2 separate regions of the Mus musculus genome follow, and region 1 is linked to region 2. The links are chromatin loops, found by intact Hi-C in ENCODE. Cell type or tissue: left cerebral cortex. All regions are shown on one strand. Each heading gives the region's core, and the rest is flanking DNA. Links, peaks and the distances in the headings are about the cores only. Region 1 holds the start of Gm41590 (a long non-coding RNA gene). Region 2 holds the start of Ccnd3 (cyclin D3).

Region 1 (11,725 bases), core at 2,237-10,236, 47 kb before region 2:
ATGACTACTCTTGGGGTGTGTGTGTTGGGGGTCCTCTCCCATGTTCCTCAGGCTGCTCTCTTCTCAACAAGGGTAATAATGCTCCCCTTCATTTTTAGCTGTGACTATATATATATACACGCACACACACACACACACATATACATATATATATATATACACACACATACACACACACACACACACACACACACACACACACACACACATATACACACACACACACAGATACTGGAGCGAGTTCTAAACATCTTCACGAAGCTGAACACGGTGCTGCACACCTGGACTCTTAGCACGTGGGAAGCAGAGGCAAAAGGTTCTCGAGGGATTCAGGCCAGCCTGGGCTAAATACAGAGAACCTTTCTCAAATTCAAAACAAACAAACAAACAAACAAACAAACAAACAAACAACAAAAACTCAAACCTGAACCGAACCAACCATCTATCCATCCACTCAAACAAATAAACAAGAGCAGTAATTCCTCTAGCAGCATCTTTTTATCTCTGTTGGGGAAGGACCAGCGTGCCCCTCCGTTGTCAGGTGACTCCTGGTTGAGTTACTGGTATAAGACATCTCAGTGCCCATGAGCAGCGAGAATATTCACTGCTCTCCCGTCTAAGGTTTCTGAAGCTGTGAGCACCCTGTGTCTGCCAACAGCTCGTTTTACACCAAGGACAACAACAACACGTCTTCTGCTGTCTGCCTCTGCAGGAGGCCTTGGTGATTCCCATTCAGAATCAGAATTGGGCTGGTAGGCAGATACTAGGTGGTCACTGCCTTCTTCCTTTTCCGGGTTAGTTCAACAGTCTTAGAGGTACACAAACCATCCTTGCCTTCCCCAGAGGAGGCATCCATACTGCCCCAGTGTGTCAGCACCTTCTAAGGGACACGCCAACAAATACACAGTGGCTCAGTCAGTAAAGTGTCTGCCACTCACAATGAAGACCAGCATTCCAACATCAGCACCCAGGTGAAAAGAGCCCAGTGGTCCACCAGTGTAACCCCCGGGGCTGGGAGGCAGAGACAGGCGCATCCTTCTGAGGTTGGGGAGCATCCTTGGGAGGCTGCTGGCCAGTCAGATTCCAGTGAGAGGCCCTGTCTCAGAAAATAAGGTCGATGGCTCCTGAGAAAGGACACCCAAAGTTGTCCTTTGGCCTTGGCACATGTGTTTGTACATGTGCACCCACATACATGCAAACACGTGCATACATGTAAAATAAAACCATCATCGGATAGTCAAATGTGATACACTGATTGACCAGTTGACTCCTGGAGCTACTGCAGTGCTGTTTTTTTACTTTTAATTTTTTTTCGTTAAGTTTTCTTTATTTGGGGGAGGGGCACGTGCACACCACAGCACGCACGCACGCACGTGGAGGCCATAGAGTCTTTCTCTCTTGTCCACTGTGTGGGTTCCAGGGAGTGAGCGCAGGTGACCTTGCTTGGTCCCTTACCCTCGGAGCCATCTCCCAGACCTCTGCTGTGCTGCCTGTTCCTATGGAGACAAGCCAAGAAGAAATACAAGATCTCTCCTCCACTTTCACAGAGAACCAAGCACTGCTCTAAATTAAATCTAGGAAGCAAAATCTATTAGAAAAGAAAGGGGAGGACCAGGCATTGTTTTTGGAGATTGCTGTGGAACAATCTAAGGCTCACCAACCAGGAATTCCTTGGTACAGATGACAGCCATGTCTGGTTCAGTGCTTGAAAGTCCCACCCACACAACCACAGGCAACTTTGCCCTGGGGTGACTGAAGACAGTTGCACCACACCCCCAGAGGAGCCCAGCTGTCTCTGCTTGCCCTCATTCAGCCACCTGAACTCATTCACTGTTTTCCTGTCAGTTGGGCCATGCTTGGGAAGAGGCCCCTGTGGGTGGGGAGGGGCTGTGTGTTTCATTTGCTGTGGGGTTCGGTGTCTTTCCTCAGGCTTTAGCAGAACAGGTGCCGGCCAACCAGCTGGGTGAAATGAGGACAATCTCCCCCCCCCCCCGCCGCCCCCCTCCACGCCCCATCCAAATCCCTCCCCCAACCCAGCCACACCAAAGCCACATCCCATTTCCTCCCTCCCCCACCCTCCATTCAAAAGCTCCCCACCCTTCTCTGTCATCTGCTCTGCTACAGCTGAACCTGAGGAAGGACTCACAAGGACAGTGTTCCCCTGCCATACTCCCGTTTATTCCGAGTGGATGGAGAGATGGGAATGTCCTAGGGAGGGATGGCATAGGTCTCTGATTTTCCCTCCAGGCACTGAAGGCCAGTTATGCAGTTGAATAACCATCTCTCCCAGGCTTCCTCCTGGTCACCTAAGAGAATGGACACATGAGTGGATGGTGAAGGAATCAGACCCGGAAGCATATGCTAGAATAATGATTCTCAAAGTTGAGCTTGTACCTTCATGGGCTAGAGGGCCTCGGAACTCAACTGAGAGTGTGACACTGAGGGACTGAAGCGGGCCCCATGAGTCGCATTTCCAGGTTGTTCCCTGGCTGATGGATAATGCTACGCAGGCTGGTATAGGAACCGCATTCAACCTCCATCCTAGGCTACTCTTAAGGGATGAGAACAGACCACTCGAGGAGGAGGGGCTGCAGCAGGAACTCAGATGGGGAAATTGGCTTAAGAGAAGATAGAGGCTGCATTGGTACAGGAAGATCGAGAGTTCAAGGCTACCCTCAGCTACATAGTCAATTCCCATCTAGCCTGGGTATGCGAGATGGCAGTAAAGACACTAGCTGCAAAGCCTTACTGCCTGAGTTTGATCATCAGGACCCACGGGATGTGAGCAGAGAAGGGATTTCCACATGTTGCTTTGACAGCCATGCTGTGGCATTCAAACACACATACACACACACACACAGAGTGAGAGAGAGAGAGCAGAGAGGAGGCCCTCCTTGTCTGTTTTTGCCCACCTGGCCTGTCCTTCTCAACAAAATGCTGCCTGTCCACTTTACTCTCATCGAATCCCCCAGCCCTGGGAAAAGAGATGCCCCTGTCTTCTCTGGGGTTTGCCCTTCACTTCCTGTGCCGTGGGATACCTGGCAATGAGTCAGAAGCACAGAGCTAACCCCACTGCAGCACTGAAAAGGGACCCACAGTCACGTGTTAGAGAGACATTGCTCAACTCGGGGCAGCAAATGTTCCTGCTAATGTTTTAAAAAAAAGTCACAAAGACAAACAAACACAAATATAAAGTGAGAAATAATGCTTACAGGAATACTCACATACACAAAGACAAAAGGCTTGGCTGGCAGGAGCCCTTCAGGACCACCACCCAGGGCTCTGCTGGGAGATTCTGGGCTTGGGAATGTAGCTCTGTGGCAGGGTGTTACTTAGCCAGCTCAGCCTGGATTTCCTTCCCAGCACCTTGAGAAAACCAGGGGAATGTGTGCATTTGTTTTTTGTTCTCTTGTTGAGGTTTCCTTTGGGCTTGCTTAATTTTATTTATTTTTTAATTTAATTTATTTTTGCCTGCATGTTTGTGCAGCATGTATGTGCCTATGAACACGTGAAGACCAGCGAGAGCATCTGTTTACCTGAGACTGGAATTACAGATGGTTGTGAGCTGCCATGTGGTGTGGTTGCTGGGAATCAAATCTGCATCCTCTGGAATGCAGCGGTGACCGTGTCTCCATCTCTGACTGACTGACTGACTGACTGACTGACTGACTGACTGATTGATTTTTGACTTTTTGAGACAGGCTGTATTTGTGTGACAACCCTAGCTGTCCTGGAACTCCCTCTGTAGACCAGGCTGGCCTCAAACTCAGAGGTCTGTCTGCCTCTGCCTCCTGAGTGTTGGGGTTAAAGGTACGTCACCACTGCCTGGCTTAAAAATAATTATAAAAAAAAAAAACAAAACAAAAACAAAACAAAACCAGTGGCCAAGTATGGTGACTTATGCCCTATAATTTCAACACTGGGGAAGCTGAGTCAGGATGATAGCTTCAAGTTCAAGGCCAGCTTGGGCTACATAGTTCTAGGCCAGGCTAAACTACAGTGTAAGACCTGTCTCCTTGTTTTAAAAAGTAAGAATATAAAAATAAAAACATTGCCGGGTGTGGTGGCTGGCGCATGCCTTTAATCCTAGCACTCGGGAGGCAGAGGCAGGCGGATTTCTGAGTTCGAGGCCAGCCTGGTCTACAGAGGGAGTTCCAGGACAGCCAGGGCTACACAGAGAAACCCTGTCTTGAAAAAACCTAAATAAATGGAAATAAATAATAACATTGGACTATGTAACAATGAGGCACAGTCCCAGAAAGTGAAGCAAGCCCTGGCAATCGTGGGCAGCAGGAAGGGGTCATGGTATTTTATAGTTTATATACCTGTTCTCCTCTGGACAGTTTGGATTTGTATTAGGTATATCATTATTATTATTATTATTATTATTATTATTATTATTATTATTATTTATTTTAAAGAGATGAAGGTCCCAGAGGGATGGCTGGCTAAGAATACTTACTGCTTTTATAGAGGACCATGTCAGGTGTCTCTTGGCTGCCTGTGCCAGTCCAGGAGACTCAGTACCTCCGGCCTCCTGGCCTCTGAGGAAGCCTTTGCTTGCATGCACATATGCACACACCAACTCAAAATCCACATAACTTAAAATAATAAAAAAACAATGGAGCCCTGGGGTCCCCATCTTTCCCTGCTAGACTGTTGACAACGGAGGGATTCTAGGGGAGCGAGCGGCCATTGCTTTCAGTGGGATAGAGCCCGGCAGGCTCTCATGTAGAATTTCAAACCTGTAGCCACACACAGCACCCGATAAAAAACTGAGGGTCACAAAACAAATCAGAATAGCATGAATATGAGAAATGAGCCTGGTGGAGAGATGGGAGAAGGTGACCGTGGAGCGTAAACAACGCATTCTGTGCATGTATGAAGTTGTCAGCAAATGCATTCAATCAGTTAAAAAAAAAAAAAAAGATGGCACCCGAAAGATGGCCGACAAACCTGACAAATGAATTCAGTTCCCAGGGCCCGTGTGGGGAGCGGAGGAAAACAGCTACTATAGGTTGTCCTCTGCCGGTGGTACTCACGCCTACAAACATACGCACAGGAAATGAATAAACGAGATTTTAAAAAAATTAACAGATCTACCAAAAAAGATGGTACTGCACACCTGTAATCCCGGGAGATGGAGGCAGGAGGATCAAATGTTCAAGGTCATTTTTGGCTTATAAGGACTTGACAGATAACCCCAAGATACCTAACACTGTGGCTAGTGAGTGTTAAAGAACACAGGATTACCTTCTGCCCCCCACCCCTCCCCCACCCCATCACCCCATTACTGCCCCCCCCCCCCCCCCCCGCCCTCAGACTCATCCAGCTGTTCCCGATTTCATTCCTAACTGTCACTGTCTTTTGAGTGGCCTCCACTCGCTGGCTCCGTTTCCTCGCCGGCTACTTTTATTTTAAAGAAACACTGCGTGGTTTTGTTTGCCAGTGGACACCCTTCCAAAAAAAGAAGATCCGGAGACTTTAACTCAGCCTCCGCAAGCAGGGCTCCATCTTCTCCGGCTTCTCCGGGGCTCGCAGCACACGCAGGCCCTTTCATCATTGTAATCGCTGTAAATGCCATTTTGTGTCTTCCAATGCTTTACGTCACCTAATTTGGGAAGCCCGTCTGTGTGTGGACACAGAGTCGCTTCTTCTGGCGATGGTGCTGTAGCTGTTCAGTCGGGGTCTGATTGTTAGCCACTTGGGTGCTTTCCAATCTGGGACTACTTCCTTATTCACAACTGAGCTCCCTGCATTCTGCTTCAGCCTCTCTCCAGTCCATAAAAACCTGCCTTCCTAAAGGTCACGGCCGCCAGTCTTTCTAAGAGTCTTCTCAGTCCTTGACGAAACCCTGGTCCTCACCGTAATTGACCTGCCTGACTGACCGCAGTCAGGGCCACCCAGCAGCCTATCTGTCAAACTGGAATCCCAGTCTATTTCTCCTTCCCAGGGTTTTTTTTTTTTTTTCTTTTTCTTTCTTTTACACACACCAGCAGCCTGTGGGTACAAGGCCTATAACCCCAACTACTGGGCAGACTGAGGCAGGAGGGGCCCAGTTTCAAATCCTGCCCGAGTGGGATCAAAGACTGCCAGACTGACCAACTTAGGGAGACGCTAAAGCAAATGAAGGGTTAGGACTGAGGATATAGCTCAGTTAATAGAATGCTTGTTTATCATGTGTCGGGCTCTAGCTTTAGACCCCGGAACTGGGGAAAAGAAAACAACAACCACCCAAAGTTGATAAATCAGATAAATCGAATCGAGCACAGAGTGAAGGAATGAATGAATGAAACTGCATTGTGAGTAAGTGACAGATCGCAAGTGACAGAATCCCAGTGACTTTGGGAAGCTAAAGTTGGAGGATCTTTTAAATCTCAGTCTTCGAGGTAAGGCTGGGTACCAAATCAAGATCTTGGCTCATTCAAAACAAAAACAAGCCGGGCGTGGTGGCGCACGCCTTTAATCCCAGCACTCGGGAGGCAGAGGCAGGTGGATTTCTGAGTTCGAGGCCAGCCTGGTCTACAGAGTGAGTTCCAGGACAGCCAGGACTACACAGAGAAACCCTGTCTCAAACACACACACACACAAACAAAAACAATAAAACAAAAACCAAATTGGACCAGGAGTGATGGCTAGGCCTTTAATCCAGGCAGAGGTAGAAGGATCTCTGTTGAGATGGAGGCCAGCCTGTCTGCTATGTAGTTAAGGTGTTTATTTCCTGGTGTGGTACTGTAGGGAGCTGAACCCAGGGTCTGGCGCATCCTCGCCACGCCCTCTAGCACTAAGCTATGGCCCCGGCTCCGTAGGTTGTTGGTACTTCGGGGCTTTGCAGTCATTTATTTATGTGCGTGTGTGTGTGTGTGTGTGTGTGTGCACGTGCATGGGTCAGGGGATGACCTGTGGGAGTCGGCTTCCTCTTTTCTCCGTGTGGGGTTTGGGGCTTGTGCTCAGGTCAGCAGACCTGGAGGCCGGTGCTTACCCACCCCTCAGTCCATTGCTGGTTTACTTGTGAGGCGCTGGGATGAACCCCAGGGCCTTGCATGGCAGGCAAGCTCTCTGAGTGGCTACATCATCAGCCTTATATCTTCATCTTGTTTGCTTTAGACCAAATCTCCCTAAGTTGCCCAGGCTGGCCTTGAACCCACTTTGTAACACAGGAGGATTTGAAATTGGGAACTGGGTCCCTTTGCCTCCGTTTGTAAACTAGCCAGGATTTATAGGTATTATAGGTTAGGTCCTTTACCACTGACCTATATCTGCAGCAGTAACTTATTTAATCTTATTTTCTGTGCATTCATGTGAGGATGTCAGATCCCCTGGAACTGGAGTCACAGACAGTTGTGAGCTGCCATATGGTGGCTGGAAATTTAACCCAGTCCTCGGGAAGAGCAGCCAGTGCTCAACTGCTGAACCATCTCTCCAGCCCTAGTTTTGGATCTATCTATCTATCTATCTATCTATCTATCTATCTATCTATCTATCTATCTATCTATCTATCTATCTAGGGTTTTTTAAGACAGGGTTTCTCTGTGCATCCCTGGCTGTCCTGGAGCTCACTCTGTAGACCAGGCTGGCCTCGAACTCAGAAATCTGCCTGCCTCAGCCTCCCAAGTGCTGGGATTAAAGGTGTGTGCCACCACTGCCCGGCTGAGATCTTTTTATTTCCTTTTCTAGCTGGGCAGTTCATGTATATGGAGTATATGTGTATATGTTCATGTATGTGTATATGTCCATGTATATGAAATGTATATGTCCATGTATGGCTATATGTGTGCTGTTTGTCTTTCCATCCTGGTATTGACAGACATTTGCATTGCTTCAGTTTGGGGCTCTTAAAGATGTATGAGCATCCTTGTGCAAGTCTTTCTTCCTCTTACATTTTTCTATGTATTTTGTACATATGTGTATGTGTGCAAGTACACACATAAAAGTCAGAGGGCAGTTTAGGGGAGTCAGATCAGCTCTCTCTTCCTACCATATAGCTCTTGAGCGTGGAGCACAGGTTATCAGGCGTGGCAGCTTCACCTGCTTAGGGAGCTCACTGGCCCCATGTTGGAACCTTTTATGGGTATAAGGTTTCTTTTTAGGCAGGGACTTAAATTTGGAGTGTCAGCAGTTTGATTGTATCTGGTTCTTTACTTTTTTTTCTTTCTGTTTTTGTTTTGGTGGGGTTTTTGTTTCTTTTCTTTTCCTTCCTTCCTCCCTCCCTTTCTTTCCTTCTTTCCTTCTTTCCTTCTTTCCTTCCTTCCTTCCTTCCTTCCTTCCTTCCTTCCTTCCTTCCTTCCTTCCTTCCTTTCTTTTTGAAATAGGGGTTTTTCTGTGTAGCCCTGGCTGTCCTGGAACTCACTCTGTAGACCAGGCTGGCCTGAAACTCAGAAATCTGCCTGCCTCTGCCTCCCAAGAGCTGGGATTAAAGGTGAGCACTGGCACTGCTAACTTTTGAGATAGGGTCTCACTATATTGTGTAAACTGGCCTTAAACTCCTGAGCTCAGACAGTCCCACTGCCTTAGCTTCTAGAATACAGGTTACATGAGAACTGAAAAAGGAAGACATACTCAAGTCTCACCATGTGGCAATAGTTTGTTTAAGATGGAGTCTTTTGTAGCCCAGGTTGGCCTCAAACTTCCCGTAGACAAGGACAACCTGGGATTTCCTCCTCCCTTTGTTTCCGGAGTGTTGACATCATAGTATAGGCTCTCATACCTAGATTGTATTGTTCTGTGCATTTAACTTAAGATTTCCTGCACGCAGATGCTGACTGCCTGAGCTCCATCCTCAAAGCTGTAGGTTCGTGAGCTCTGTGTGTGTGTGTGTGTGTGTGTGTGTGTGTGTGTGTGTGTGTGTGAGAGAGAGAGAGAGAGAGAGAGAGAGAGAGAGAGAGAGAGAGGGAGAGAGAGAGAGAGAGAAAGAGAGAGAGAGAGAGAGAGGGAGAGAGAGAGAGAGAGAAAGAGAGAGAGAGAGAGAGAGAGGAGTACAGGCATGTGTTCACGTGTAACGTGTAAGAGTGGGTGTATAGGTGTATAGGCCATAGCCGGCCTGTGGAGGTCAAGCAGACAGCAGGACAACCTTGAGTATCATGGGTATCACTTCTCACCACCTTCCTTGTTTGAAGCAGGGTCTCTGGACTTAACCAGACCTGTGCTTCTGAGGACCATCTGCTCTGCTTTCCTCTCCCGTAAGAGTGTGGGTCTAATAGATGCACAGTCCATGCTTGACTTCTATGCAGGCTCTCAGGATTCAAACTGAGGTCTGTGGTCAGACCCCACCCTCACCCAAAGCCCATGAACTGCAAGGGAAACTGGGAAGTGTAGTTTCCCTGGGCATCCTCGGTAAGGAACCAGAACCAGGGAGCCTCTAGCTAGCCTCTACCATGGCTGCCTTGGGGACACTGTTGCCATCATCCAGCCCAGAATTTGCCTTCTTTTGCTATCAGGGCTTGGGACATGCAGTATGGGACATCAAAGGTCCAGTGGGGTCAGCCTTTGGTCCATGAGACCCTTGAATTTTTCTACCATCTTGTCTTTTCCACTTTAGTAATTTCTAGCCCAGAGCCAGGCATAATGGCCCACACCAGTAATCCTGGCATTTTGGGGAAATGATCAGTTATTCAAGGTTCTCCTCAGCAACATAATAAATTCAAGGCTAATCTGGTCTACATGCGGCCCCATAACTAACAAACAAACTGCCAGCTGAGAGGGGAAAATCTATTTTGGCATCTAGACCCAGTGTTTTACACAAATACACACACACACACACACAAACACCCATGAATTTTCCAGCTCTGGGAGTTATGTAGAAGTTACTTTAATATTTTGAAGCTAAATGAAACTCAAGATTTGGGTGGGTCTCACAGGATCCAGAGCTGATAATGACTGCTGTGCTATTAGCAATTCAGGATTTGAGAACTTGCTTTACCTGCTAAGCTACCTTCCAGCCCCTTTCAATAAAAAGATAGATGTATGTATGTATGTATGTATGTCTGCATGCATGCATGCATGCATACATGCTTGTGGAGGTCAGAGGACTGCTTTCAGAAGTCTTCTACTGAGTGGGTCCTGGAAATTGAACTCAGGTCATCAGACTTAATGGACAGACACCTGAATAGGAGGGTTTACTTAAAAAAAAAAAAAGAAAAGGAGGAGGAAGAGAAGGAGGAGGGGGAGTCGGATAGATGAATTGTTTTCAGTTAAAGACAAGGAAAAATTCCTTTAGTGCTGTAGACTACCCACTGTGTGACCTGGAAGAAGAGTTGACAATTGACCAGAGGCGTAGGGGAGGCCGGAGGAGTAAGAATTGGAAGAGATCATCTTATCTGATCACTCTTAAAACCTAAGAGCCACAGCAGGGAGTGGCCTGAATTGTGATGGGTTTTCCTTCCAGCCTGGACTCTTGTTAGCGTGGGATGGGGTAGCTCTCTCTCATCTGTTTCCAGATTCCTTGTGGAGTTTTAGGTTAAGTGCATTAGTGTGATAAAGCCCATCCAGAGATCAAGTCTGTGATCCCAGGACTCTGGAAGCTGAAGTACAAGAATGGTGAATTCCAGACCAGCTAAGGCTGTGTAGTTGGCCATCTTGGCCTGTGTAACAAGACTGAAAAGAAAATGTAAGGACCAGGCATGATGGCACACACCTTTAACCCTTCGGAGGCAGAGGCAGGCAGAGCGATGTGAGTTCGAGGCCAGATTGGTCTACACAGAGAAATGCTGTCTGGGAGGCATTGTTTTTTTTTTTTTTTTTTGAGATTGGGTTTCAAAAAAACCTACTCCTCAGTCCCTATCCCTTTCCCTGGTTCTGTTCCCAAGCTGTCTGTCTGAGCCCGGGCTATCACGTGACTCCCTTCCACCTGATCTTCACGCTGCCACCCACTCCCACACTCCCAACCCATCGTTAGTGTCCCCAGTCTCTGGCCCAGGGCCAGATTCCTTGTTTCTTTCTTTTTATGGTGTCTCTGGTTAATCTGGCTGGTTCCTTGGGACAGTACAAAGGTTGGCAGCTGCATAAGAGTTGTTTTTTGACTTGGGTCTTTTCTGGAGCATCAGGGGGAAGAGGTGGGTACCGGACAGCCAGGCAAAGGAAAGAGACAGACCAGTGGGGACACCGGCAAGCGTGTAGCCCTAGCAATAATATCTATATTAATAATAATATAATAAATAATCTAGATGTGGTGGAGGATACTTATATTCCCAGCACTAGGAGTTTGGGGTAGGAAATCAGGAGGTGCAGACAAGCTTCTGCTACACTCTGAATTTGAAGAGAGTCGGAGCTGTGCAAGACTGTGTAGAAAAATAAACAGAATGTGCGCCCCAGGCCAGCGAAAGCTGCACAGCGAGGCGCTGCCTCTAAACCAAACAAACAAATAAGTAAATAGGATCAGGCAGATGTCTGAACAAGTAAAAGTGCTTGCTGCCAAGTCTGGTGAACTGAGTTTAACCCCTGGGACCCATATAGTGGTAGGAGAGGACTGAGGTCCACAAGCCGTTCTCTAGCCACACACGGGGCACGCACATGCGCAGACTCACTCTCCCACCACCACCACCACCACCACCACCACCACCACCACCACCACCACTAAATGTAATAATAATTAAGAAAAAAAGGTTTAAAAAGTATCTAGATATAATTGGGTACTGGAGGTAGTGAGGACAAGATATCACATAGACAGTAAGAACTTGGAGTGTAGTCACTCACACCTATAATCTTAGCCCTTGAGAGGTAGAAGGAG
Region 2 (11,725 bases), core at 1,450-9,449:
GCATGTATTTATGTGTACACGCATGCCTGGTGCCTGCGGAGGCCAGAATGAGCCTCAGAGCCCCTAGAAATAAAGTTACAAATAGCTGCACAGGTGCTGGGAAGTGAACCTGGGGCCTCTGCAGATAGCAGCAACTGCTTTTAATCGCAGAACACTCTTTCTAGCCTTTAATTTCTCAATTGAGGTAAATGTTATTAAAAGTTATAAAAATGGGCCATAAAGGGTATGTGTTCTTGGCATACAAGAAGCCCAGGGTTCAGCCTCAGCCACTATTATTATGTTGATAGTTGTAAATACCCATACACGAGGACAAATTTGGCTTTTACAAAGCCAAGCCATAATCAGTTGGACAGTGGTGGCGCATGCCTTTAATCCCAGCACTTGGGAGGCAGAGGCAGGCAGATTTTTGAGTTCGAGGCCAGCCTGGTCTACAGAGTGAGTTCCAGGAAAGCCACGGACTACACAGAGAAACCCTGTCTCAAGAAAACAAAACAAACATCCATAATCACAACTCAACTACCTGGGCACCCACCCCCCTGCATCCCTGCCTCCCCTGCCCCTCCACACACACACTGTGGCTCTGGGGATTGAACCTAGGGACTAAATGAATTCCGAATAAGTGCTTTCCCAGTGAGCTACCTCCAGCTCAGAGAAGAGTGTGTGAGAGAGTGGAGAGGGTAATTGTTAGTATATAAGTAACCTTTTTGCTTTTGCTTTTTTTTTTTTTTTTTTTTGAGGCCGAATCTCACTATTCAGTAGTCCAGGCTGTCCTTGAACCTGCAGCAATCCTCCTGCCTCAGGAGGATGAATGTTACGATTACAGGTGTGGGCTACCACAATTGGTTTAGAAACTACCACATTTGCATGTTCCCTTTGCCCCGGATACCGTGCAAGATACTTTAGGCCCTTTGGTCATCAAAACATCCCGGTAGGGTACGGACTTTGTTATTACCCAACTGGATGAAAAGAAAAACAGACACGAGAGAACCAGTAGGTTTCAAACTCACTCCAGAGTGGCCTCATTCCGGTGTTGTGTCCACCTTCCTATTTAGGGGTGGTATCTCCTCATCTTAATCCCCTACCTGGTTTCTCTCTCTCTCTCTCTCTCTCTCTCTCTCTCTCTCTCTCTCTCTCTCTCTCACACCTCACACACACACACACACACACACACACACACACACACACACACAGTGGGTCTGAGAGTAAGGGTGAGGTGAAGGCCCTCACCTGTCACTCTGTTCCCCTTCTGGGTCTCAGTTGGAGAGATTCCAATGATAAAGAGGTGAGGGAGTGGTAGGAGGAAGGACGCTCAGAGTCCTTCATCCTCTGGCCTTTCCTTAGGGCTTGTGACAATTACATTCCAGCTGTCCTCTAATTTACCATTTCATTGAGTAACTTTGTAATTGGATGCACCTGGCTTGAAGCACTTTGATTTATTCCCCCTGGTTATGGGGAGTGTGAGCTGGGCTGGCTCTTTCTTTCCCTGTCTCTTTGTCTCTCTCCTCCTCCACTCCCCTCTCCTCCTCCTCCTCCTCCTCCTCCTCCTCCTCCTCCTCCTCCTCCTCCTTCTTCTTCTTCTTATTCTCTCTCTCTCTCTCTCTCTCTCTCTCTCTCTCCCACCGCTCTTGCTTGTTTGTTTGTTTTTTGGTAGTTGTTTGTTTTGTTGTTGTTGTTTTGTTTTTGAGGCAGTCTCACCTAGCCCAGGCTGGCCCTGAATGGCTGCCCACCTTGCTTCCACCTTCTAAGTGTTGAGATTCCCAGTGTGTGTGTGACTCCTCCAAGTTTTGCCCAGTTTTTTATGCAGTGCTGGGAATTGAACTTAGAGCTTCTTGCATCTTAGCCTAACACTACCAACTGAGCCTCATTCTCAGCCCCTTTTTTGTTGCTTTGTTCTGTTCTTCGAAGGGCAGTGATGGTGAAGCCGGATAAGCAGACCTCTCTGGAGTTCTCCCGGGGAGGCCTCCTGCTCCCTCAGCAACCACCCTTCATGTAGCTGGCCAGCTCCTTGGCCCTGAAGGCCCAGGACAGTGGGGCTGTTGACCAGTTATCCAAGAAACCTTCTAGGACTCAACTGTCTCTCTCTCTGGGTGCCCTTTCTCAGTAGGTCAATGAGGAATAGATCAATATACATCCTTGGGACAGCACAAGAGGCAATGGAATGAAGTGGTCAAGAGTTGGTACTGACTGCTGCTTTCAGATCTCTGTGGCTCAGCACCGCCCCTGCGCCTTTGAGTTCTAACTCAGTGTGCTTAATTTTTTGTTTCCTTCATTCTGTCTTCCAAATTCTTGAGCATGTTTGCCCCGGCACTCTGGGATTTCACCCTGTTTGTTATTCTGAAGACACTCTCATCCTTTTCTATTCCCATCGGTGCATATTTCCATTTATCGGTGTTATGATTGTGAATGTCAGCTTCAGAAGGACTGCACCAGGCCAAACAGTTCCACCTGAGGTTTATTAGGAGAGAGAGTGGCAAGGTGGTGGCGGAAAGAGGCGGGGGGAGAGAGACAGAGAGAGAGAGAGAGAGAGAGAGAGAGAGAGAGAGAGAGAGAGAGAGAGAGAGAGAGAGAGAGAGAGAGAGAGAGAGAGAGAGAGAGAGAGAGATATTGAGTTTAGGGGGCCTTTCTTTATATAAGGATGATGACGTAATCACAGGTAAAGATAGGAGCTGAACCAAGTGGATTCTGGGAATATGGTGGCTGTTGTCTTGGCAACAGGTGTTTGGGGTCCTGCCTATGTGATGTCACGGGTTTTGGAGGTCCTGATACCAACAGTCTCTCTCTCTCTCTCTCTCTCTCTGTCTCTCTCCCCCCGCCTCTTTCCGCCACCACCTTGCCACTCTCTCTCCTAATAAACCTCAGGTGGAACTGTTTGGCCTGGTGCAGTCCTTCTGAAGCTGACATTCACAAACAGTTGGCAACAGGAGGTCCTGATACTAACACAAAAGGCAAGGCTTTCTCTCCTCCTCAGTTCATCTCTCTTCCTGGAAGCTTTCTTCCCTGTTTGTTTGTTTGTTTCCCAAACTCTAATAAAATGGTCTTCAAGCTTATTAAAACAAAAAGAAGCCATGGGGGTTAGAAAGGTAGCTCAATGGTAGAGCGTACCTACCTAATATGACCAGCATCGATTTCTCCTGATGTCCACCCATGCAAGGGCATCAACTCTGGAGCTAAACCAGACTGCAGCCTGCTTTTACCAACTCCGAGCTATGTGACCTCTCCGTGGTCACTTAGCCATCCATGGTGAGTATTAGCACCCAGCCCCTATTACACAGGGCAAAAATAATATACTTTCTGTAAGGCTGTTGTGAAGATAAAATGATTTATTACCTCTCAGATATGTTCAGTTCTTGGACATGGTATGTGTACATGAAGACCTGTTACTGTTGTTGGTACTCACAGCCAGTTGTTGTGTCCAGAGGATACACAGCTACGCGGGACTTTATCTCTGCCCTTCAGGACAGGAAGTTTGGTGGTGCATTCCTGTAATCTCAATATTTGAGAGGAAGAGGCAGTAGGATTGTTGCAAGCTGGGGGCTATTCTGGTCTACCTAGAGTCAGAGCTACATAGAGTCAGGTCTATAAATGTCAGAGCTACATAGTGAGAACCCGTGTCATAAAACTAACAGAATGTTAGTGTGGGTAAGGCATGCAATTGGGAGGTAAAAGCAGGAAGATCAGATCCAGCCTCAGTTATATACTAAATTCAAAGCTAGCCTGGGTGCCGTAAGACCCTTGTCTCAAAAAGTGTCCCCTCCCTCATTCGTTAAGTGTAAAGCTTGATGTATAAACATGGTGGTACGAATTTGTAATCCCAGCACTTGGGAAACTGAGGCACGAAGCTGGAGAATTCGAGGTCAGCTATAAAATAAGACAAACTGTTTCAACGAGGAGAGAAACCACTGGGGCAGTGACCTTCTGTGACTGAAGCAATCCCATCATGCCTCCTTCCTGTATGAAAAGCCATCCCCATATGTGGATTCTGACCCCTTGCTCAGCGCAAGACTAGTGTGTAGACCAGTGTGTAGACTAGTGTGTAGACCAGTGCATAGTCCAGTGTGTAGACTAGTGTGTAGATGGATCTCACTGCTTATATATTGTCCTGTGCTTTCCTGGGGCTCACTTGGGCTGAGCAGAGAGAGCAGTGTCTTAGTGGTGGGCTTTCTTCTTTCTTTCCCTCCTTTCCTCTTTCCTGCCTTCCTTATTACATCCTTTTTTCCCTTGATTTTTGTTTTTGAGACATAGTCTCATGATATTAGCTCCTCCTGACCTAGAACTCTTATTTAGACTAGGCTGGCTTTGAACTCAAAGAAATCTGCTTGCCTCTGTCTTCAAAGTGCTGGGATTAAAGGGGTGCTCTGTCATGCCTGTCTTCCTTCCTTCCTTCCTTCCTTCCTTCCTTCCTTCCTTCCTTGTTATTTGAGTCATCTGACATGGGTCTGGCTGGCCTGGAATTCTCCATGGGCTATTATCATTTGGTTTGCTTGGTTTTGTGATAAAATCTTATATAGCCCAGGCTGCTCCTGAACTCATTAGGAAGCAGACAGTGACCTTAATCTTCTGATCGTTTCTGGGTTCTGCAGTGCTGGGGATTGAGCCCTGGGCTCTGAGCATGCTAAGCAAGAGCTCTACCACCTGAGATATATCTGCAGCCCACCCCCTGCCACCGTGTGTGTGTGTGTGTGTGTGTGTGTGTGTGTGTGTGTGTGTGTGGAGAGAGAGAGAGAGAGAGAGAGAGAGACTCTAGGCAGGCCTTGAATTGTCTGTATAGTGGATAGTGGATCCTGGTGTTAAGCCAACACTTCCCTGGGTCTGAGATTACTGGCTTGCTCCACCACAGCCAGCACCAAATGGCTTTTTATATGCTGATTTTGACCAACACTGCTCACACCTCCGTTGGTGCAACGCAGTGTCCCATTCAGCAGACCTGAGAAACTGCATTTCTTCTTTTGCTTTTTATTTTCGTTGTGTATGTGCATGAAGGTGTGTGCGCACATGCTACATACAGCCTTGGTGTAGAAGTCAGAGGACAGCTTATGGGAGTTGCTCTCTTCTCTTCCATCATGTGGGTCCCAGGGATCACACTCAGGTTGCCAGACTTGATGCCAGGATAGTTTACCCTCTGAGCCATTGAATCGGACAGAAACTACATGCTCCCAGATGCTGCTGCAGATCTGCGCAATTCGTTAAAGTAGACGAGATTCTAAGTCAAGTTTCCCGACGGACCAACAATGAGATCTTTGCAGCTACTATTGTGCCTCAGTATCATGGTCTGCAAAATAAAGCCCAACTCGAGGCCATTCCTAGAAGCCACTTTAGGGTAGGAGTGACCCAACTATGTACAAAGTTATGACCACATTCCCTAGAGCAATGAAATATGACGTATACACGAAGGAATAACTTTTGGCGCCTAGTTCTTTCCTGGGTGGCTAGAATCGCGACGGGGCCCATTGATGGGGAAGAGGGCACCCTTCCAGAAAGTTCTCTCTACCCTCTTGGTCAGAAGGGACCCGAGGGCCCGGAAGCGTGCGGGCCGGAGCCCAGCGGACCAATGGGGCTGCGGGGAGGGAGGGAGGGTATAGCGCCCGCCAGCCCTTTCCGACTGCGGCCCCGCCCCTTAGAACGTTGTGACGTAGGAGCATTCCACGGTTGCTACATCGTCGCGAGGGGCGGGGCGCCTGTCAGGGAAGCGGTGCGCGCGGGTGGCGGGCGGGCTGGGGCTTCTCCGCACAGTGCCAGCGCCAGCGCCAGACCCGCCCGCACCCCGCGCTCTCCCTCACGCGCGTCGCTTCTCCTAGGACTCGCTAACCCGCACTCTTGCTCTCACCCGTGAGCCATCGCAGGATGGAGCTGCTGTGTTGCGAGGGCACCCGGCACGCGCCCCGGGCCGGGCCCGACCCGCGGCTGCTTGGGGACCAGCGTGTCCTGCAGAGTTTACTCCGCCTGGAGGAGCGCTACGTGCCGCGAGCCTCCTACTTCCAGTGCGTGCAAAAGGAGATCAAGCCGCACATGCGGAAGATGCTGGCATACTGGATGCTGGAGGTAAGGCCCGAACGGGTCCCCTCTCCTCACCCCACCCCCACCCCCGGCTCTGGGACAAATTGAACTTTCCCTGTCGGATCTTTGCGATCCCGACCACAATCTGCAAGATGCTTTGGCGGCCCAGACTACTGGGGCCTGGCCTTTTCACACAGGCGCCCTAAGCAGCTGCCTGCGTTCTGTCCCTTTCCTTTCCCCAATCCTGATCGGCTTCTTCTGTGATTTCCAGTCACTTGGCACTGTAACTAAACTTCACTTTGGGTCGGGAAAGCGGGCTAAGGGCCACTCTTTCCCCAGTGGCTTTCCTCGGTGTCTCCTGCTTCCTTCTTCACCCGGTGCTCTCTGGAGGGCGCGTTTGGAAAACCCTGGCCTCGGCCGCCTTAGCCCCAGAACTGGTTCCTGTGTCTATCGCGGGGTTCTGGCGGGGGAAACTGGTGGGTGGGGGTGGCGCAGGCTCGGTTCCGGTCCACAGGGAAATGAAAAGTGCGGGAGACCGCGGCAGGAGTTCCCTCCCTTCCCCCTGGGAGTGTGTGTGCAGTGGGTGGCGGTAATGAGGGTAAGGTCCCAATTCTCTCTAGGTGACCCTTCCGTCCCCCTTCCGCTCGCCGTGGGGGAGGGGAGTCTGGAATCCTTCGTGAGCATGGGCTTCTCTTTTACACCCCCTACTCCGGGGTGGGGAAGAGACCATGCAGAGGAAGTGGGGGGGTCACCTTGGGGAGGGCACATCCTCCTCGGTTATTGATACTTGTCGCTCTAAGTTTATCCCTTCTCGGTTTATTTTTTGCTTCGCATTCCACTCTCCCTCCACCCCCCACCCCCACTTCTCCACGCTGCCGTGTTTCACTTGGTCCTTCCCTAGCAATGACTCGTGCGCCCTCCCTCAGGTGTGTGAGGAGCAGCGCTGCGAGGAGGATGTCTTCCCTCTGGCTATGAACTACCTGGATCGCTACCTGTCCTGCGTCCCCACCCGAAAGGCGCAATTGCAGCTTCTAGGTACCGTCTGCCTGTTGCTGGCCTCCAAGCTGCGCGAAACCACGCCCCTGACTATTGAGAAGCTTTGCATCTATACGGACCAGGCTGTGGCTCCATGGCAGTTGCGGGTGCGTGCGGAATCCTCCCCCCCCCCCCCCGCCCCTCCACCAAACATACGATCGCCCTATGTACTAGTAAAAGAAAAGCCAAGCTCACTCCCTCACCCACCAACCCTCCCTTCGCCCCTGGCTGGTATTTTGGGACAAAGGCCTTGTAGTGTGGTCGTGGTGCTTCGGTTGCAAGCTTAAAACTAAATGAATCCCTTTCCTCTGGCCGCAGTGGGGTTCCACTCCTAACTCGCCCCCCCCCCCCCCAATAGCAACAAGTCCAATTGCGGGTCTATACACCAGTACTTTGCCTCTGGGTTTACACAGCCACCGTGAGTTATTTATTGGCAGCAGCAGGGCATGTCTGCACACCCCCACCGGAGTGGAATGTGCTTCACGTGGGGGAGGGGGCTGCCTTGCATGAGCCTTTATCCCCGTGTGGACTTTGTGATGGAAAAGCCTCCCGGAGCTGATTAAAGCCAGGCCCTGCTCGCTGGAAGGAAGCGCTGAGGTGTTTTCATCCCTTTCCCTCCTATCCCCGAAGACACCGCTCTTTTCTAAACCCTCCCTTTCTTGTCTTCCTTCTGAAAAACTCGAGCAGCTGCTCTGGGCCCGTGGAAGAGTTTCTCCCTTTGCTGCTCAGCCAAAGGCCAGAGCCGAGACAGACAGGGAGCTGAGCTGCAGCTGCTTCCGATGTGATAATGATGCCGGTCCCCTGGCCCTCCCACTCAGACCAAGGGCTTTCATAACCCTGTGGGGAGCTGCTGTCACTCCTGTGGTTTGGGAAGTGGCTCCTTGGGGCCTCTTGCTGGGAACTTGGGCTGGGCTCCTCCAGGCGGGGCAAAAAAAAAAAAAAAAAAAAAAAAAAATCGGTTGGGTTCTGCCCTGCCCCGGAGGAGTCTAGGGAGGAGGTGGATCTGCTTGGATCTGGAAGGGAGCTTGAACGTCATCTCCCACAGGGTCTGGGGGAGAGGGTGGGTGAGCTGGCACCTCCCTCCACCTTGTTCTGTGGCTGGCCAAGCCTTCTCTGACCCTGAGAGGAGTCTCTGGGCCCCATCTCCTAGGGAGGAGGGCAGCAGGCAGACTCCTGTGATTGGCTGGCTGGGAAGCTAGGGTACTGGGGCCCCTGACTGCTGTGAGTCGGGGAACTGGATTCCTCTTCCTGTCAAGCAGCTCTCACGGATGGGAGGCCTGAGTTGGGAATCCGGGAGGCCCCACAGCTCTTTGTGATGAATCTAGTTTCCAGAGCCAGGGAGCACGATGTTTTTGAGGGATTGAGGCTGGGAGGTAGGAGACTTACTCTTTGTGAAGAGATTAAGGGTGGTCTACATGGCTGTGTGTGAGGGGAGTTTTTCAGAATAGGCAAAGCCCTCCTTCTCCTGCTCGAGGCCCTGAGCTGAGAGTGGCCTGCGGTCAGAGTTGTGAGGGACTCCAAGAACTCCAGCAGTCTAAATCCACACAGCAGAGCAGAGGCCCCAGAAAGGAGGGGAAAATCCGACCAGAGCGCCTTGAAGGCAGGGATGGGTTGCTGCTGCCAGCTCCTCTGATCTTGGGGTAGGGCTGGGGTTTTTCATGTCATCTGGATACAGGGGAGCGTGCCCACCTAGTGAGGACTCCCACACTCCTGGTTGCCATTGGGGTGCCCCTTTAGAGGCTGGATGCTATTTGGTTATTAGGATAGAGCCCAGGGTGCAAGCTTCAAGCTTCCTTGCCTTACTTCTGGCTCTAGTCCAGGCTGTTTCTGTGGGGTTCTGTAAGAAGCCTGGGGCTGACACCTAGGTCATGGGACAAAGAAGAGGGACAGCTGTCACTGGGGGGGTCCTGGAAGATACTGGGTGGGGCTGACATTTCTACCTCAGTGAGGAGTCAAACCCATGAGTTCCTTCCTGAGATAAAACAATGAAGAAATCCTCCTGTGTGCAACTCGGAAGTGCAGCTCGGGCCAGGGCTAGGAACTTCATATGAGTAGACTGAGGTTGGGGCTCCTAGCCTCCTCCTAAGACCTCTGAATGGTTATGTAGGCTTGGACAGGTTTCTCAGGGGTCATCTGGATTCATCCTGTTTGGCTTGGATGCCCTTGTCTGGAGACAGGACCCACCCGTGATGTCCCACAAAGGGGGGTGTGGGTTGGGTTGGGCAACCTCCTCTTTGAGGAACCTTAGGAGTGGCTTCATGCTCATTTTGTTTAAGAGACCTGGATGCGATGTTGGGGAAGAAGAGATTTCCGAAGCCTGTGGAATTTAGAGTTGGTCTGTTTCAACTCACGCCCGCCTCAGACTCATGGGAGGATTAAGAGGGATTAATTCAGGTCGTTCTAGCACCTAGTAACCATCAATAGATGCTTAAGTGTACGGCCCTAGTTCTTCCCTGCCCCAAACCCGTCATCCCGCGGCAGCAGCCCCTGAAGCCAGAGGCAGAACTGTGACCCTTCTGTCAAATTCTCGGCCCCCTCGGCCGACTGCTGACTCCATGTTCCTTCCCTAACCCCCAGGAGTGGGAGGTGCTGGTCCTGGGGAAGCTCAAGTGGGACCTGGCTGCCGTGATTGCGCACGACTTCCTGGCCTTGATTCTGCACCGCCTGTCTCTGCCCAGTGACCGGCAGGCTTTGGTCAAAAAGCATGCCCAGACCTTTTTGGCCCTCTGTGCTACAGGTAAGAGCCAACCTGGGGGAAATTGTGGGGTTTTTTGGGAAGGATACGTAGTAACAGCCAGGAGATGGTTTCAGTACTCAGACCTGTGTACAGTGATCTGGGAATACTGAATAAAAGTTACTTGCCTAAGGTCTTCATAGCAGGGTTTTGGATATTTTGTTGTTCCTGGTGCCAGGTACACCTTGGGTAGATGGAAAGTTTGTTGTTTGCTCATATCTCAGAGGAGGTCGGGCTGTGGTCTGGTGGGTCAGTGATAGGGTGCATTCCTCAGTCAGATTGCCAACACTGTGAGCACACACCAACCAAACCCCCTCCTCCCTAGGATCTACCTTGTCCCCTTGGCTCAGTGTCACCCCATTCACCACTGGGGGTTCCCAGGATGCAGCCTGGTGTGTTGTAAGATGGCTCCCTTTCTTTTCCCAGATTACACCTTTGCGATGTATCCTCCATCCATGATCGCCACAGGCAGCATTGGGGCAGCCGTGCTAGGCCTAGGCGCCTGCTCTATGTCTGCGGATGAGCTCACAGAGTTGCTGGCCGGGATCACAGGCACTGAAGTGGTAAGTCTCAGCCCCTCGCCCCCCTTCACAAAATTAAAAAAAAAAAAAAAAAAAGCTGTTCCTCTGAATCTCCAGCAGAGGGCACCATCCACCCGGGCCCCCAACTATGATTGTACGCCCTTGCCTGCTTCTCTGGCCTTTTATCTCTGGCTCCAGTCTGGAGAGGAGTGGGTGGGGTGAAGGACACTTGGCATGTAGATACCCTTCTCTTGACATCTCTTGACAAGTGCTGTGTCTCGGACAGGGGTGGGGGACTTGGTGTCAGATGGAGGGTTGCTCTCACACCCTTGCCACATCCTCTTGCCAGTTTCTGAGAACTAAAGACCTGATTCCTGGGCTGGGCTGTGGCCTAACCTCCCCAGACTTCCCAGTGCACAGGGGGTGGCCTTTCCACCTGCTTGCTGTCAGTGCTGTGAGGGAGAGAGAGAGGCCCAAGGATGAATGACCTTGTTTTTTTTTTTTTTTCTAGGACTGCCTGCGAGCCTGCCAGGAACAGATCGAAGCTGCCCTCAGGGAGAGCCTCAGGGAAGCTGCTCAGACAGCCCCCAGCCCAGTGCCCAAAGCCCCCCGGGGCTCTAGCAGCCAGGGGCCCAGTCAGACCAGCACTCCCACAGATGTCACAGCCATTCACCTGTAGCTTGAGACAGGCCCTCTCAGGCCACCAAGCAGAGGAGGGGCCCCTGCCACCCCCTCCCTGCCTCTAGAACAATCCATGCTATATCTGAAGCCCGAGGGGGGCTCTCCTTCCCCCTCACAAAGCCCAAGGGGCCAGGTCCTGCCTATCCCCACAGTGTGCACTAAGGGGTTGCATGGTCATGAGGGGCGTCTTCATGGCCAGTCAGCTCCTCTTCCTTCCCACTCAACCAGCTTGGCTGTCCTGGGCCATGATGGTCAGAGAAATACAAACAGGTAAAATCCACACACCAGCATTTCTTTTGAGTCCCTCTTCTGTCCGGGGCTCCAACCTTCTCAGTTGCCAAAACGCCCCAGTACCTTCCAAAGGTGTTGGCCCTTGCAGGCTCCTTCGGGCATCCCGATAGAAGCTTATGAGGAGCTGCCCTAGATGGCCTCTGTGTAATCCGTACTCCAGCTGCTCTTAGAGGGAACAGCCTAGGCTTTGGCCAGAGCAAGAACCCATACACTGTTGCTTTGCTTGCTGCTTAGCTTCTGTGATTGTGGGGTCTTAAGGGTGCCGTGGTCATTTTAATTTATTGCTTTGAATACAACTGTAAGAGGGTACAGTGAGGCCTGTACCCCACAAGTGGTGGTAACCCTGGCGGTTGCTCTTTCCCTCCCTTCTTCCCCTCTGCTACTGCTTTGTGGCCCAGGAGCTGCTACAGCCTGGGATGGGGGTCACGCCTTCCTCTCCTCACCCCTCCACCTCATCTTCATCAGAGCA

What was found. Hi-C counts contacts between places; a loop is a spot of excess contacts. Peaks named below come from ENCODE experiments on the same cell type or tissue, not always from the same donor. Only the 100,000 strongest peaks of a DNase experiment are listed, where the experiment ranks them.
Region 1: it touches region 2 in a loop (1.9-fold over the local background); 6 of 42 quality-filtered maps call a loop at or near these places.

The regions. Positions count from the first base shown.
Region 1 is chr17:47,540,421-47,552,145 of GRCm38, forward strand. It overlaps Gm41590 (a long non-coding RNA gene), which reads right to left and starts at 5,937. Exons shown (of 5, transcript XR_876848.3): 1 at 5,612-5,937; 2 at 4,957-5,044; 3 at 3,225-3,366; 4 at 2,147-2,618; 5 at 1-1,496. It also overlaps a transcript of Ccnd3 not described here. In left cerebral cortex, for the core only: no CTCF peak of the experiment used is centred there; a DNase peak (open chromatin) is centred at 5,570; H3K4me3 peaks cover 409 bases; H3K27ac peaks cover 192 bases.
Region 2 is chr17:47,587,814-47,599,538 of GRCm38, forward strand. It overlaps Ccnd3 (cyclin D3), which reads left to right and starts at 5,654. Exons shown (of 5, transcript NM_007632.2): 1 at 5,654-6,039; 2 at 6,921-7,136; 3 at 9,607-9,766; 4 at 10,190-10,326; 5 at 10,796-11,725. The coding sequence starts at 5,842. The coding sequence ends at 10,963. Bysl (bystin-like) reads right to left here. Exons shown (of 7, transcript NM_016859.3): 7 at 11,518-11,725. In left cerebral cortex, for the core only: no CTCF peak of the experiment used is centred there; DNase peaks (open chromatin) are centred at 5,671, 6,260, 6,285, 6,307 and 2 more places; H3K4me3 peaks cover 2,550 bases; H3K27ac peaks cover 1,119 bases.